Regions from separate parts of the Homo sapiens genome. Here region 2 is linked to region 1. Evidence: read pairs that join two places in POLR2A ChIA-PET (ENCODE). Cell type or tissue: PC-3. All regions are shown on one strand. Links, peaks and the distances in the headings refer to the core of each region. The heading gives the core; the rest is flanking DNA.

Evidence for each region. ChIA-PET counts read pairs that join two places held together with the same protein. Peaks named below come from ENCODE experiments on the same cell type or tissue, not always from the same donor. Only the 100,000 strongest peaks of a DNase experiment are listed, where the experiment ranks them.
Region 2: POLR2A ChIA-PET joins it to region 1 with 5 read pairs; 2 of 35 experiments call an interaction of 5 or more read pairs at or near these places.

The regions. Positions count from the first base shown.
Region 1 is chr20:62,198,844-62,207,170 of GRCh38, reverse strand. MTG2 (mitochondrial ribosome associated GTPase 2) reads right to left here. Exons shown (of 7, transcript NM_015666.4): 5 at 8,319-8,327; 6 at 7,914-8,052; 7 at 3,603-6,488. The coding sequence ends at 6,094. Among named protein-coding and RNA genes, the nearest start is that of HRH3, 17 kb to the left of the region's middle. In PC-3, for the core only: no CTCF peak of the experiment used is centred there; a DNase peak (open chromatin) is centred at 3,650; H3K27ac peaks cover 557 bases.
Region 2 is chr20:62,103,721-62,112,047 of GRCh38, reverse strand. LOC105372706 (a long non-coding RNA gene) reads left to right here. Exons shown (of 3, transcript XR_936963.2): 2 at 4,374-4,496. Among named protein-coding and RNA genes, the nearest start is that of LSM14B, 15 kb to the left of the region's middle. In PC-3, for the core only: no CTCF peak of the experiment used is centred there; no DNase peak of the experiment used is centred there.

The DNA of each region.
Region 1 (8,327 bases), core at 222-8,221:
CCATCGCCGCACGCAGGACACACGCCATCGCCGCACGCAGGTTCCCACTCCCCTGCACTCGTGTGTGTGTGGCATGTTTAGTTTTATGTCATATATATATATATATATATATATATATAAATTTTTTTTTTTTTTGAGCCAGAGTCTTGCTCTGTCGCCCAGGCTGGAGTGCAGTGGCACGATCTCGGCTCACTGCAAACTCAGCCTCCTGCATAGCTGGGACCACAGGTGCCTGCCACCACACCCAGCTAATTTTTTTGTATTTTTAGTAGAGACGGGGTTTCACTGTGTTAGCCAGGATGGTCTCGATCTCCTGACCTCATGATCCGCCCACCTCGGCCTCCCAAAGTGCTGGGATTACAGGCGTGAGCCACCGCGCCCGGCCTATGTCATATTTTTTATCGTGGTGATAAACATAAAGTTCACCACTTGAGCTATCTGAAGTGTGCGGTTCAGTGGCTCTCCCATCACCACCCTCCACCTTCAGAGCCGGTCATCTTCCCAGCCTGAAACACTAAGCCAACAGGATTCTTTCGCACGTGCAGACTCGTGGCCCCACCGCCAACACACAGGGTGATGGTCTGAGGACCCTGGCATGGCCCTTTTGTGTCCACGGCTACCTCCACCCTCCCGCCCTCCTCAGCCCGAGGACCGCCAATCCATTCTCCTCATCGTTTCTGGAACACTCTGTAGAGGGAACCATCGTGTGTGACCTCCTGGCACTGGCTCTCCCCGGCTTGACACCTGCGGTCCCCAGGTGGACGCCATGCACGCAGAGCTGCACCCCGCCCCCGCCAAGCACTGCCGCACCCCGCGGCTCTGCAGCCTCTTTAGCGGCACCAGGACAGGTCCCCGGCACGTGTGTTCACTGATGAGACGCTCCGGTTGCCTCAGCATGTCTGCCCTTCAGGCCTCCATCCCGGGGCCAGCGCCGACCCGGGCACTGCATACAGACAAACGAGGTCTCTGTTCTCCAGGAGCTTAGGGCGGGGGGGCGACGGCGGCTAACGTGAAGTGTGGAAAGTGCGTGCACGAGAGGGTGGTGGGCCCAACTGTGCAGAGCCTGGGCGCGTGTGGCTGTCTTTGGCTTTTTGACTAGAGGGCATTTCACGGGGTGTCTGGGCAGGGCACTGGGTCACAGGGATCAGCAACACCAAAGCCTGCAGTCCAAGGAGTGGCCTCAGCATGGCTCAGACATAGGAAGGGGCAGTGGGGCTGGTGCTGTGGGCACCAGGGACTCCCAGTGAGGGGCCTGGCTTCCTGGCACAGCCACAGGGGAAGACTGAGGGGCCCGGGCACCAAGTAGGGGAGACATTAGCAGGCCACTGCCATCGTCCAGAGCGGGGTGGAGGTGACAGGCATGGCGGGACCTGGGGTGGACCCGAGGGCAGAGCTGCTGTGCTGGCGAGGTGAGGAGGCAAAGGCCCCACGCGAGACTGAACTCAGTATAGCACGTGCGCCGGGAAGCACACACGACCACAAGATGGGAAGGGAGGCTGGGAGTGGAGGCTCACACCTGCAGTCCCAGCACTGTGGGAGGCTGAGGCGGGCAAATCGCCTGAGCTCAGGAGCTCGGGACCAGCCTGGCCAACATGGTGAAACCCTGGCTCTACTAAAAATACGAAAATTAGCTGGGCATGGTGGTACATTTCTGTAATCCTAGCTATTCAGAAGGCTGAGGCAGGAGAATCGCTTGAACCTGGGAGGTGGAGGTTGCAGTGAGCCAAAATCGCGCCACTGCACTCCAGCCTGCATGACAGAGCAAGACTCTGCACCACCCCCACCGCCGCCAAAAAAAAAGATGGAAAGGGACATTGCTTGGGGTCAAACAACGTGCCCCCAAATCCACATCCACAGAACCTCAGAATATCACTATTGGAAATGGGGTCTGTGCAAATGTAACTAAAGATCTCAAGATGGGACCATCCTGGGTTTAGAGAGGCCCAAATCCCACAACTGGCTTCCAGAAGATAAGAGGACAGACACACAGGGGGAAGTTACATGAAGACAGGGCAGGGACGGGAGCCTTTGCCACTGCTAGCCGAGGATGGAGCAGGAAGGACCTCCCTGGCCTTGAGAGGCCTCACCCCCGACAAACAAGAGAATCCACTTAGGTTTTTTTTGTTTTTTTTTTTTTTTTTTCTTGAGACAGAGTCTCACTGTGTCGCCCAGGATGGAGTGCAGTGGCGCAATCTTGGCTCAAGTGATCAGGGGTTCAAGCGATTCTCCTGCCTCAGCCTCCTGGGTAGCTGGGACTACAGGTATGGGCCACCACCCCTAGCTAATTTTTACATATTTTTTAGTAGAGATGGGGTTTCACCATGTTGGCCAGGCTGGTCCTAAACTCCTGACCCCAGGTGATCCGGCCGCCTCGGCCTCCCACAGCGCTAGATGACAGGTGTAAGCCCCCATGCTCGGCCAACTTCTGTTAAGTCACCCGGTTTGTGGCACTTTGTCATAGCAGCCCCAGGAGACTAATAAGGAATAGATAAAACTTCATTTTCAAATGGACACACTACGTTTTCCTACAGCGCTGCTGTGGAGCTGGGCTTCTACAGGGGATGCTCAGGGCAAACCCCTCCTCGCCCGTGTCCAAGTGGAAGGTGGCAGGGCCCCAGGGCACCCAGACTCCACCCCACCTGGGCTGCGGCAGGAGAACTGCTTGAACCCAGGAGTCGGAGGTTGCAGTGAGTGGAGATCGCGCCACTGCACTCCAGCCTGGGTGACAGAGTGAGACTCCATCTCTCTCTCTCTCTCTCTCTCTCTCTCTCTCTCTCTCACACACACACACACACACACACACACACACACACACACACACACACACACACACTGAGTTTCAGGCCAGGCGCAGTGGCTCATGCCGGTAATCCCGGCACTTTGGGAGGCCAAAGTGGGCAGATCACCTGAGGTCAGGGGTTCGAGACCAGCCTGGCCAACATGGTGAAACCTTGTCTCTACTAAAAATACAAAAATCAGCCAGGCGTGGTGGTGCAGGCTGTAATCCCAGCTACTTGGGAGGCTAAGGCAGGAGAATCGCTTGAACCCAGGAGGCAGAGGTTGCAGTGAGCCGAGATCGCACCACTGCACTCTAGCCTGGGCGAAAGAGTGAGACTCTGTCTTAAAAAAATAAAAACAAAAGTAAAAATAGTTTAAAACTAGGAGCAGCCTGAAGGCTCCTCATGCCAGCGCCATCCTCCGTGCACCTGCCAGCGCTTACTGACGCCGTCTCTGGGTCAGGTGTTCTGAGGCTGCTGGGGATACACAGAGACCCTGTGTCCAAGGCAGCCCACACATGCTGACTGTGGGGGGGTTGGCCTGCACCCGCGGTCCCTTCCGTAACTAAAGACTGCGGTGTCGGCCGCCTCAGGCATGGCTACTAAAGACCCGCACAGACGGCCACATAGTGTACACTCCAATTACAGGATCTGTCTGGAAGGCAGGTCCCTGGGGACAGAAGGTAGACGGGTGGGTGCCCGGGGGAGGGGGAAGGCGGGTTCACGCTAACGGGCACAGGGTCTGTTTTCGGGGTGATGAAAACGTTCTGGAATTTGCAGTTTGACAGTTGCACAACCTTCTGAACATACAAAAAAACCACTGAATTATATAAAGTGGTGAATTTTATGGTATGTGAATCATATATCCCATTTGAAAAGCAGACTGACAAAAATTTGTTTCTAGGCAGGAAACAGGAAACTGGGGAAGCCAAGTGTAGCTTTACCCTACTCAGGGAGAACAGTGTTGGAGAGAAAGCTGTCAGCTTTTAGAACGCGATGGCAAAAGCTGTGTGTGTGGCAGGGAGAAGTCTTGGGGCTTTTTGCAGCAAGGAAAGTTCTGGGCAACCTTCGTGGCAGTGACTCCCCCTCTGGAGCCTCAGCTTCAGCAAAGGACGAGGGCATGTCCCCAGAGCAGCCACAGTCAGGCCCAGATCAAGGTTTCAACCCACGGGGAGGCTGGGCTGGGGGCTCCGTGCAGGGGTCGAGCCACAAGGCATCTTGAGCCTCCCCTGCAAGAGCATCAAGATGAAAGCCAGGGATAATTAACGCCGTCAGGCCTGGGGCGACTCCACAAAATCCTTTGTGGCGGCCTGAAAGAAAAAGCAAATAGATGCAAAACCCATCTCTGGTTTCTAGGATAGAAGGACCTTTGAAATTATAAGACATTAAAATAAAGCTTCGGGTAAAAGGACTGTCATGTTCTAGCTGCAGATTTGATGTGAGATCAAAACGGAATTGCTCCTGAAAGCCCAGGCACCGGCCTGCTGTGCAAAGCGCGCCCCACCCCAGCGTGCAGAGACGCGGCCCCGGACCCTTGCGGCTCATCTCACCTGAGGCTGCCGTCTCTCCTCCAAGGGCTGGGGGTCCCCTTCTGATCATCCTTCTCTGCTTCTTTGTCCCCTCCACTTTTTTTTTTTTTTTGAGATGGAGTCTTGCTCTGTCGCTCAGGCTGGAGTGCAGTGGTGTGATCTCGGCTCACTGCAAGCTCCGCCTCCCAGGTTCACGCCATTCTCCTGCTTCAGCCTCCCGAGTAGCTGGGACTACAGGTGACCGCCACCACGCCTGGCTAATTTTTTTGTATTTTTAGTAGAGACGGGGTTTCACTGTGTTAGCCAGGATGGTCTCAATCTCCTGACCTTGTGATCCACCAGCCTCGGCCTCCCAAAGTGCTGGGACTACAGGCATGAGCCACCGTGCCCAGAATGTTCTGTTTTTGTTTGTTTGTTTGTTTGTTTTTTGAGACAGGGTCTCGCTCTGTCACTCAGGCTGGAGTGCAGTGGTGCAATCACGGCTCACTGCAGCCTTGACCTCCCAGGCTCACATGATCCTCCCACGACAGCCTCTGGAGTGTCCCCTCCACTTTCTTTCTTAGGGGCCCCTCAGGGACATGTCAGAGGCCTGAGACTACTTGGGGGATGTCTATGGGCCAGGCAGGCTGCCAGCAGCTGAGCTGTCCTTGCCCTGGGGCTCCTCTGCAGTCAGGGAGACACCAGGCATGGGCCTGGCTTGGATGCATCAGTACTTGACTGCAAAGACTTAAACCACAGACAGGAAAGGCGCTGCTGCAGTCTCGACGGTCAAATGCAGGGCCCCCTCAGCTGCCATCCCACTGAGGGGCGAAGGCCCATCATCTCCCTTCGGCTCGGTAACTGCCTGGCGTAGCACAAGGGTTCTCTTTAAATCCCCAGCAAATGGAGCTGAGTGGAAATTCCGCCCCATATTACCAGGCACACGTCTCCTTCCACTCCTCACTATACCCTGCCCATGCCACGGCCGCCTTCTGAGAATAACGCTGACAGTTCCATGGCCCACAGCCCCTCTAGTTAACTTGCTGTGCACACGGCAGCCCAGCCAGAAACACGCAGCCAGGTCGGATATTGGGTGCATTCAGTCGTGAAGCCTGAGGCTTCCTGGCTCCCACTGAGCACAGAGAAGTGTTCTGAAGGACAGGAAGCAGCTGGCCTCACTGCTCTTCTCAGACGGCTGATGGAGAAAAGCTCACAGCTGCCTGCGCCGCTCTGCCTGGACTTGCATCCTCGGCCCCACCCCTTGCGCAGCAGTGAGGCCCCCCGAGACACTGGTGCCTGGGCTTGCGGTACCGCAGGGCTGCTGGACAACGGGCCAGACGCAGCCCCAGTGTGGATCCAGAGGTCTCTCTCCGTAGCAAGCCATGGAAGCACGACGGGCACTGTGCTGAGAACCCTGGTCTGCACTTCTGACCTGGGGCTCTGGCTGTGCGGTTCTGCTGAGCTCATCCGAGAGTCCACGCGTGCATGGCGGAGACCTGAGTCAGCGGCAGGGCCACCCCGTTATGGGCACCCCAACCCCTTATTAGGGGTGTTAATCAGCACAAATGAGCAACTGGCTCATCAGTCGGTGCAGGCTGACAGGTGCAGGAAATACGGAGGGCAGGCGGGGTAGGGGGCACGGAATGCTTCCCAACATGAGGGCATCTCAGGCCAGCAGGCGGGGCCCAGAGACCCAGAAGCACCACAACTCCCCCGTGTCCACAAGGCACTTTATGCATTCAAAACCACCGAATTCACACCCAGGTTTGCTCAGACAGAGGCCCAGAGGCGACCCCGCTCTGGCGTGGCTACCACCTGAGCGGCTGGCGGCCCTGGCCCAGCTCGGCCTCCGCGTAGGCGTCATACAGCACCTTCAGGTGCAACAGCAGCTGCTCCAGGTTCTCGCCGGTCAACGCCGACAGCACGATGACCTCCTGTCCCAAGTGATCCCGGAGCTGGGACAGATTGGCTTGGGCTTCAGGGAGGTCAATCTTGTTTGCGACGATTGCGTGGGGCCTCGCAGACAGGCCCTTTTCATACATCTCCAGTTCATATTTTAAATCGTCAACTTGAGTCCACGGCTCAGGCTGAGAAAGATCCACCACGAACAAGAGAAAGCGGCAGCGCTCGATGTGCCTGAGGAAGGCGGACCCCAGACCCCTGTTCTGGTGGGCGCCTCGTATGATGCCGGGGATGTCGGCCACTGCAGGGAAGACAGGGGCACACGAGGTGACCACTTGGCACACCCAGCACCCAAGAGCGCCTTCCACCTCGAGCCTGGGAGAGAAGGCCTGGAGCCCACTGCGAAGGCGGATTTCCTGAGTTCTAACACTTTCCTTTCAAGGAACGCCTTGAACTGAAGCCATTTGATTTAGCACCTGGGTGATTCACTGGGCCAACTGACACCTGAGGAATTCAATGCTTGGAGATGTTTGGGAGACCAGCGTGGCGATGGATCTATCTAGTAGAGTACATTTCATACCTTCTCTTTCTGCTTCTAATAGGATTCAAAAAAGAGGAAAATGGCTGCCTGTACTCTACTAATCATTTGATTACTGATAGAAATTTACATGTAGAGTACTCTGCAGATATAAAGTGCCATCCAAATAACCTTACCAGCAGGCTTACTATTTTTAATGGGTGTATTGTCTTCTGGGAAAAAGTTTTATTCTCTCAAACGGCACAAGGAAAGCTTTTAAGTCACGTGTTGTGATGCTGCTGAGCTTCCACAGATGAGAGGGGACAAATAGAGTGGGAAGAAATACTGTCCTCGGCTGGAATTTCAATGCAGGTTTCTGAACTGTAACTGACAGATTCCTAGGGGATGGGGTGGGAACCTGATTTTCATAGAGAACAGGCTGATGAAAATTGTTTAAATTAGGGCCAGGTGCAGTAGCTCACGCCTGTAATCCCAACACTTTGGGAGACCAAGGTGGGGCGGGGGGCAGATCACTTGAGATCAGGAGTTCGAGACCAGCCTGGCCAACATGGTGAAACCCCGTCTCTACTAAAAATACAAAAAAATTAACTGGGCGTGGTGGCGCACGCCTGTAATCCCAGCTACTTGGGAGGCTGAGGCAGGAGAATCACTTAAATATGGGAGGTGGAGGTTGCAGTGAGCTGAGATCGCACCACTGCACTCCAGCCAGGGTGACAGAGTGAGACTCCGTCTCAAAAAAAAAAAAAAAAAAAAGTTGTTTACATTAGGAAAAACAATGCTACTTTTTTTTTTTTTTTTTTGAGATGGAGTTTCGCTCTGTCGCCCAGGCTGGAGTGCAGTGGCATGATCTCGGCTCACTGCAAGCTTTGCCTTCTGGGTTCATGCCATTCTCCATCCTCAGCCTCCCAAGTAGCTGGGACTACAGGTGCCCGCCACCACACCCAGCTAATTTTTTTGTATTTTTAGTAGAGACGGGGTTTCACCATGTTAGCCAGGATGGTGTCGATCTCCTGACCTCGTGATCCGCCTGCCTCGGCCTCCCAAAGTGCTGGGGTTACAGGTGTGAGCCACCACGCCTGGCCAACAATGCTACATTTTAAACAGAAAGCTAAATTTAAGAGTTACATCATTACTTTTCTGAATTACATCATTTAAATCTAACCTTTGGGAGAATTCTGGAAGTTCTACCTGCTATTTGTAGGTGGCCTTCGTAGTGGACGATCCCGACGTGGGGCTTCAGGGTGGTGAACGGGTAGGAAGCCACGGCGGGTCTGGCGTTTGAAATGGCCCGGAGCAGTGAGGACTTCCCGGCGTTGGGGAATCCCACCTGGGGGAAAGAGGGAAGACGGTGGCACGGCCCGCGGCAGCACCTTTGTTAGCGCAGAGTCTGTAACTAACTGGGATTGGAGGGAGGATTTCAGGGCTGGGGGAGTCACAAGGGCTCATGCTCACGACCAAGTCAGCAGTGTACTGATGGGAAAAAGGTGAGTCGCAAAGCTGTTCTCTTCCAGGCCACTGGCAAATCCCCATTGAGAAAAGTGGATTTTCTAGAGCTGAGTGTGTGCAGATGCTGTTGGCAGTGGGGACACCTACCATTCCGGC
Region 2 (8,327 bases), core at 275-8,274, 95 kb after region 1:
CTGGGACTGTACAAGCATGCACCACCACACCCAGCTTTTTTTTTTTTTTTTTTTTTTTTATTGAGAGAGAGGTGGGGTCTCACTATGTTTTCCTGGGCTCAAGGGATCCTCCCACCCTCACCTCCCCCAGTGCTGGGATTACAAGCATGAGCTGCCTGGTCTCATTTCATTAAAAAAATTTTTTTACGCATACATAGTAGTTGTATATATTCATGGGGTACATGAGATACTTTGATACAGGCATGCAGCATCTATTTTATTTTTTATTTTATTATTTATTTATTTATTTATTTTTCTTTTGAGACGGAGTCTCTCTCTGTCACCCAGGCTGGAGTGCAGTGGCGCCATCTCGGCTCACTGCAAGCTCCGCCTCCCAGGTTCACGCCATACTCCTGCCTCAGCCTCCCGAGTAGCTGGGACTACAGGCACCTGCCACCACGCCCGGCTAATTTTTGTACTTTTAGTAGAGATGGGGTTTCGCCATGTTAGCCAGGATGGTCTCGATCTCCTGACCTTGGCCTCCCAAAGTGCTGGGATTACAGACGTCAGCCACCGCGCCCAGCCTCAGCCGGTCACTTCTTGAATGCTTTGCTGCTTAGAAACTTCTTCTAGCAGATACTCTAAATCATCACTATGAAGTTCAAACTACCATGGATCCCTGGGACATGAACAGAATACAGCCAAGTTATTTGCTAAGGCATAACAATGGTGACCTTTGCTCCAGTTCTCAACAAGTTCCTCATTTCCATCTCAGACTTTGGCAGCCTGGACTTCATTGTTCTTATCATTATCAACATTTTGGTCACAACCATTTAACCTGTTTCTAAGAGGTTCCAAAGCTTCCTTCATCTTCTTGTCTTCTTCTGAGGCCTCCGAACTCTACCAACCTCTGTCTGTTACCCAGTTCCAAAGTTGCTTCCAAATTTTCAGGTATCTTTATAACAATGCCCCCACTCCTTGGTAACAATTGTCTGTATTAGGCTGTTTTTGCATTGCTATAAAGAAATACCTGAGACTGGCCTGGCACAGTGGCTCACGCCTGTAATCCTAGCACTTTGGGAGGCCAAGGCAGGTGGATCACGAGGTCAGGAGATCGAGACCATCCTGGCTAACACGATGAAACCCCATCTCTACTAAAAATACAAAAAATTAGCCAGGCGTGGTGGCGGGTGCCTGTAGTCCCAGCTGCTCGGGAGGCTGAGGCAGGAGAATGGCATGAACCCAGGAGGTGGAGCTTGCAGTGAGCCGAGATTGCACCACTGCACTCCAGCCTAGGCGATAGAGCGAGACTCCGTATCAAAAAAAAAAAAAAAAGAAAGAAAGAAAAAGAAAAAAGAAATACCTGAGACTGCATAATTTTTTTTTTTTTGAGACAGTCTCACCCTGTCACCCAGGCTGGAGTGCAATGGCGTGATCTCAGCTCACTGCAACCTCCGCCTCCCAGGTTCAAACGATTCTCGTGCCTCAGCCTCCCGAGTAGCTGGGATTACAGGCATGCGCCACCACGTCCGGCTAATTTTTTGTATCTTTAGTAGAGATGGGGTCTCACTATGTTTGCCAGGCTGGTCTTGAACTCCTCACCTCCTGATCCGCCTGCCTTTGCCTCCCAAAGTGCTGGGATTACAAGCGCGAGCCACCGCACCTAACCATGACTGTATCATTTATAAGGAAAGAAGTTTAATTGACTCATGGTTCTGTAGGCTTTACAGGCATCTGCTTCTTGGGAGGCCTCAGGAAGTTTCCAATCATAGTGACAAAAGAAGTGGGAGGAGACACATCACACAGTGAGAATGGGAGCAAGGTTGGTGTGCCACACACTTTTAAATTACCAGATTTCATGAGAACTCACTCGCTATTGCAAAGACAGCACGAAGCGATAAGAGATCCACCCCCATGACCCAGACACCTCCCATCAGGGCCCACCTCCAATGCTGAGGATTACAATTCAACATGAGATTTGTACAGGGGCAAATATACAAGCTATATCAATTACTTTTTTTTTTTTTTTTTTTTTTTGAGACAGAGTCTCACTCTATTGCCCAGGCTGGAGTGCAGTGGCACAATCTCTGCTCACTGCAAGCTCCGCCTCCCGGGTTCACACCATTCTCCTGCCTCAGCCTCCTGAGTAGCTGGGACTACAGGCGCCCGCCACCATGCCCGACTACTTTTTTTTGTATTTTTAGTAGAGGCAGGGTTTCACCGTGTTAGCCAGAATGGTCTCGATCTCCTGACCTCATGATCTGCCCACCTCGGCCTCCCAAAGTGCTGGGATTACAGGCGTGAGCCACTGCACCCGGACTATCGATTAGTTTTGTGTTAAGTTTTGTATATAGTGTGAGGTAGTATCCAACTTCATTCTTATGCATGTTGATATTCAGTTTTCTCAGCACCATTTGTTGAAAAGACTGTTTCAACAAATTTCCCATTGAAGGTGCCTGGTACCCTTGGCAAAAACCAGTTGCCCATAAATGTGAGAGTTTCTTTCTGGTCTCTCTGTTCTATTCCATTGGTCTATATGTCTGTCCTTATTCTAGCACCACACTGCTCTGATTACTGTAGCTTTGTAGTGAGTTCTGATATTGGAAAGTATGAGTTCTCTAATTTTGTGCTTCTTTTTCAAGATTGCTTTGATTATTCTGGATTCCTTGCCTTTCCATATGAATTTAGGGATAGTTTGTCAATTTCTGCAAAGAAGGTAATTGGGAATTTGATAGGGATTGTGTTGAATCTGCCATACCAGTGGCATCAGGGAAATGCAAATAAAAACCAATTTGGGCAGCAATGTCATCTTAAAAATATTCGGCTTCCAACCCATGAACATAGGATGTCTTTCCACTTCTTTAGGTCTTTTAAAATTTCTTTCAACAACGTATTGTCGTCTTCAGAATATGTGTTTTGCACTTATCTTGTTAAGTTGACTCCAAAGTATTATGGAATTGTTCTCTTCATCTCACTTTTGGTTTGTTGATTACTGCTGTATAGAAACACAATTGATTTTCATACATTGATCTTATACCCTGCAGCCCTGTTGTACTCATTTATTAGCTCTAATAGTTATTATTTATTTGTTTATTTTGGGACAGGGTCTGTTACCCAGGCTGGAGTGCAGTGGTGTGATCATAGCTCACTGCAACCTTAAGCTCCTAGGCTCAAGTGATTCTCCTGTCTCAGCCTCCCAAGTAGCTGGGACTATAGGCATGTGCCACCATGCCTGGCTAATTTTTAATTTTTTTGTAGAGCTGGGGTCTTGCTACATTGCCCAGGATAGTTTTGAACTCCTGGGCTCAAGCAATCCTCCCACCTCAGCCTCCCAAAGTGCTAGTTCTAATATTTTTTCAGTGGCTTAGGATTTTCTATGTACAAGGTCATGTCATCTGCAAATAGAGATGACTTTACTTCTTCATTTTCTTTTCTTTTCTTTCTTTTTGAAATGGAGTTTTGCTCTTGGTGTCTTGTTCCAGGCTGGAGTGCAATGGCATGATCTTGGCTCACTGCAACCTCTGCCTCCCAGGTTCAAATGATTCTCCTGCCTCAGCCTCCTGAGTAGCTGGGAGTACAGGCATGCACCACCATGCCCAGCTAATTTTGTATTTTTAGTAGAGACAAGGTTTCTCCATGTTGGTCAGGCTGGTCTCGAACTCCCGACCTCAGGTGATCCACCCGCCTCGGTCTCCCAAAGTGCTGGGATTACAGGCGTGAGCACTGCACCCAGCCTACTTCTTCCTTTTCAATATGGATGCCTTTGTTGTATCTTCTTGCTTAATTGCCAACTCCCTCTCTTTTTATAGATGGGGCTCAGAGAAGAAAAGTGACTTTCTGGGTTGCTCAGCTGGGGACTGGCAGTTGGGGCTGATGCCCCACTGAGTAGAGGCAACTGCTGCCTCCCTGGCCCTTCCTTCCCCACCTATGTTATTGCCTTTTACTGCTGGGCCTCTCACTGGGGTCCTGGAACTCAGCACACCAGCACATGTAAGGCCTTGTGTGGCCATGGGGATGGGGAGGGCCCAGCATGCTCCAGCGTTTCCAGGAAAGCCTGTGAGGATCCTGTCTCCCCACAGCAGGACTCCCAGGAGTCTCCCTGACTTTGATGGCCTCCTGTGGTGAGAGGCTGGCTCTTATGAGCACATGGCAGGCTAGGTCTTCATCAACTTTAGAGGCGCGAGCTGCTGCGCCTGGCCAAGACTGCAGCATTGATAAGGAAAGAAGTTTAATTGACTCAAGGTTCTGCAGGCTTTACAGGAAGCATAGTGGCATCTGCTTCTTGGGAGGCCTCAGGAAGTTTCCAGTCATAGTGACAAAAGAAGTGGGAGCAGACACATCACACGGTGAGAACGGGAGCAAGGTTGGTGTGCCACACACTTTTAAATTACCAGATCTCATCAGATGGCAAAACCAGATGCTTCCCCAGATGCCGTTCCGCAAGATGGAGCTCTCTGGAGTGCTGGTTACTTCTGCGCCCAAGCCAGTGGGCTGTCTCTCCTGGATGCCAAATTAGGGTAAGAAGCTGACTTGACCCTGACCCCAGGCAGGTAGGGACCGGCAGGTGCATGGGGCAGCTTGATGCACTCTCCCCTCAGGGCATCAAATGGCAGTAGAGTCCAGCCAGGCACCCCCTGCCTTCCCAGGAGCCCCTTTTCTGGGGCTCTGTAGATACCCCCTCACTCTGGGAGGTACATGATGAGGGAAAACCAGGCTGGGGTTGCCCTCATGGAGCATCCAGTTGAGAGGGGGAAGGAGAGGTAAACCAGATACTCACCTGGCTGAGTAATGACCAGCAGCCAAGCAAGCACAGAGAAGACAAGGAGAGGGTGCATGAGGCCTGACCCTATAGGGGCCCCAAGGAAGTGACAGCGAGCCCCAAATTGAAGAATGCATGGAGGTTAACGAGGCAAAGACAGGAAACTGCATGGCAAAGGTCCCGTGGCAGAAGGGAAGATGGCACCTCTGGGGAGCTAGAAGGAGACCAGAGTGGCTGGAGGGGCAGAGGTGTAGGTGGCGTAGAGTGAGGTAAGGCTGGGAGGGTTAGGGTGGGAGAGTGGGGGCACAGGTATGGGTGGGCCAAGGAGAGGCTGGGCAAGGGGCAATGGGGAGCTTCAAAAGGTTCGAGTGAGGCCCCTTATGTCTGAAGACCAGGCAGGGACATCTCTGCAGAATGCATCCCAGGGCAGGCCCAGTCCCCAAGAAGAGCTCGAGCAGAACACTTTTTTATCTTTTTTTTTTTTTTTTTTTTTTGAGACAGGATCTCGTTCTGTAACCCAAGCTGGAGTGCAAGGGTGCGGTCACAGCTCATTGCAGCATCGACCTCCTGGGCTCAAGTGATCCTCCTGCCTTAGTCTTCTGAGTAGCTGAGACTACAGACATGTACCACCATGCCCAGCTGATTTATTTATTTATTTGAGACGGAGGTTCACTTTTGTCACCCAGGCTGGAGTGCAATGGCGCGATGTCGGCTCTCTGCAACCTCTGCCTCCTGGGTTCAAGTGATTCTCCTGCCTCAACCTCCTGTGTAGCTGGAATTACAGGCGCTCACCATCATGCCTACCTGATATTTTTATTTTTGTACAGACAGGGTCTCACTATGTTGCCCAGGCTGGTCTTGAACTCCTCTGCCTCCCAAAGTGCTGGGATTACAGGCGTGAGCCACCATGCCCGGTGTCATCATCTTAATGATTAGAACATTGCCAAGTCCACAGGGGTTCAAACATGGTTGATTTATCACTCTGGTAGTGAGTCTAGTTCAAAGTCAGCATTAGCCTCTTGAATTATTTATAAGCTAAATGTGTAAACATGAAGAATTTAAATAACAATGTAAGGTTATTTGTAATTATGTCCAGAAATAAAGGTTATAGGCAAGAACTTCTTGAGAACAAAGAGAAAGAGAAAAGTAATGTGAGAAAGGCCTTTGGATAAAGGTTTTGGGGGTGTAAAAGGCAACAACCCAGTCCTAAGAAAATAGAGTTGAACTGATATTCAGCTACACACGCATCTATCCATGCATCCACCCACGCATCTACTCATCTGCCCATGAATTTGCTTATCCTTCTATTCATGCACATATCCATCTATCTACCTACCCACCTATCTGTTCATTCACCCATCCATCTGCCCATCCATCCATCCATCCATCTGCACATCCATCCATCCATCCATCCGCCCATCCATCCATCCATCCATCCATCCATCCATCTACCCATCCATCCATCCATCCATCCATCCATCCATCCATCCATCTGCCCATCTATCCATTCATCCATCCATCTGCCCATCTGTCCATCCATCCATCCATCCATCTGCCCATCTATCCATCGACCCATCCATCCATCCGTCCGTCCATCCATCCATTCATTTCTATTATTCATTCATACATTTATGCATTGTCTTGGGTCTGGAAACACAATAATGAACTGAACACAACAGGGCTCTCCCTTGCGGAGCTGGCAGAGATCAGCTGCAGCTGGTGGCAGAGACCAACGTATACCCAAGTGTGTGCTTGAGATGGGGTAAGGCTTCTTGATAGGCAGGTGCAGGCTGCAGGGAGGTGGGGGGAGCAGGATGGGGGCGCTGCTCCCTCTAGGAAGGTGAGAAGGCCTCCCAAGGAAGGAGCCGGTGTGATGGGGCTTCTCTCTGCTCCCAGCAGACGCAGACCCTCCCCACACTGGCCTGTCCGCTCCTCCTCCTCCTCCATCTGGGGCCTTTGCTCAGCCCATGGTCTTGTCTGGAAAGCCACCTCCCCTCTACCTGGCTGATTTCTGCCCGTACTCCCACCTCTTCCAGGAAGCACTCCCTGATTAGTATCCACGTGACCTGTGTTTCTCAGAAATGCTAAGAACATTCACTGTTTGGATGAAGAACACAATATTTTTTTTTCTTTCACATGCACTGGATGACTTCACCGTGTTTACTGTCTTTGGTTTTGTTCCAAAGTGGTTGTAAAAGTTGGGCCTGAGATGTGCAAACATCATTCTTGGTTGCTGTTTGTGCGCCTGGCTGAGTCCAAGTCCTTACAGGCAGTCCCTCCTGCCTCCCGTGTATCCCTCACTCCCACCTCCCCCAACACCTAACTCTTCCTCCTTTCCCAAGGGCTCCCTCCCACCTCCCCCTCCTTTTCTCCACCTCCCCTGCCTCCCACCTCCTCTTCCCATTCCACCCATCTCTTGTCTCCTTCCTTCCACACGGCTCCTCCCCCGGCCCCCCTGGGCTCCCTTCCCTTCTGCTGAGTCCTCTCCTGGGAACTTCAGCTTTCCCCTCTCTTCAGAGCCATCCCTAGTAGCCCCCAAGTATCCTGCAATTTTGTCCACTCTAAACCCCCCTCCCGTAACCCCCTATCCCCGGCAAGCTTGCCTCCTGTTTTCTGCAAACGCCAGAGGAACTGCCCCTGCAATCACTGCCATTCTGCCACAAGCTGATGCTGTCGTGGTCAAGGTCACCCATGACTTCCTGGAGATTAAGTCCCTTAAGCTGTCCTCTGGGGTGGGGAGGGGCAGCTCGGCCACAGTCCCCCCTCCTACTGCTGCCGGGCTCCCCAACATCCCCTGGTTTCCTCTCTCTGCTGGCCCCACTTCTAGTCTCCCTCGGGTTCCTCCTGGGGCTCAGCGCCCAGTCCTGGCCTGGCCATGTGCAACCTCACCACGTGGGGGCTTCTCCCTGAGCTGCAGCCCCCATGGCTCCCGGACCGCAGGTTCCCGTCCCCCTGGGGCTGCGTGCAAAGGACTGCAGTTCTGATGCCAGGGATGCAGATCTGTCTCCACCCGCCCCAGTGGCATCGGTCCCCACCACCAGTGCTCAGGCAAAGGCCCTGGAGCTCTCCATGACCCCCACGTCGTTCTCTCACAGCTGGGGCCAGGAAATCTCAATGCCTTGACTTTCAACACCTATGCAGAATCCAACGACACCTAACCTGCAGCCACACGGCCCCCGCCGCGGCCACCTTGCTTGTGTTACAGGAGGAGCCTCTGCCTGGCCCTCCTCTGCCCTGGCCCCTCACCTGGTGCACACAAGGCCAGGGGGGATCCCTTCCGGAATGTGGAGAGGCCTGGGGATCTGCCCAACCGCCCACCTCCCTGTTCCTCCCCCTTGAGGTGCCACTCGGGTCCCCCTGCTGTCCCCTGAGGACACTCCTGCCTTGGTGCCCTCTCATCTGCTGCCCCTGCCTGGAGACTCTTCCTCCAGACCCCACGTGGCTGGGCCTCAGCCTCCTCTGCTCTCGGAGAGGCCACCCGGCTCAAATGGCAAGCAGCTCCTCCCTGCCACCCTGGGTCCACCCTGCACTCAACCCATCTTTGCCTCATGTTCTTTCTGGCTCCCCGGCTGGCATGCCTACCCCGTGA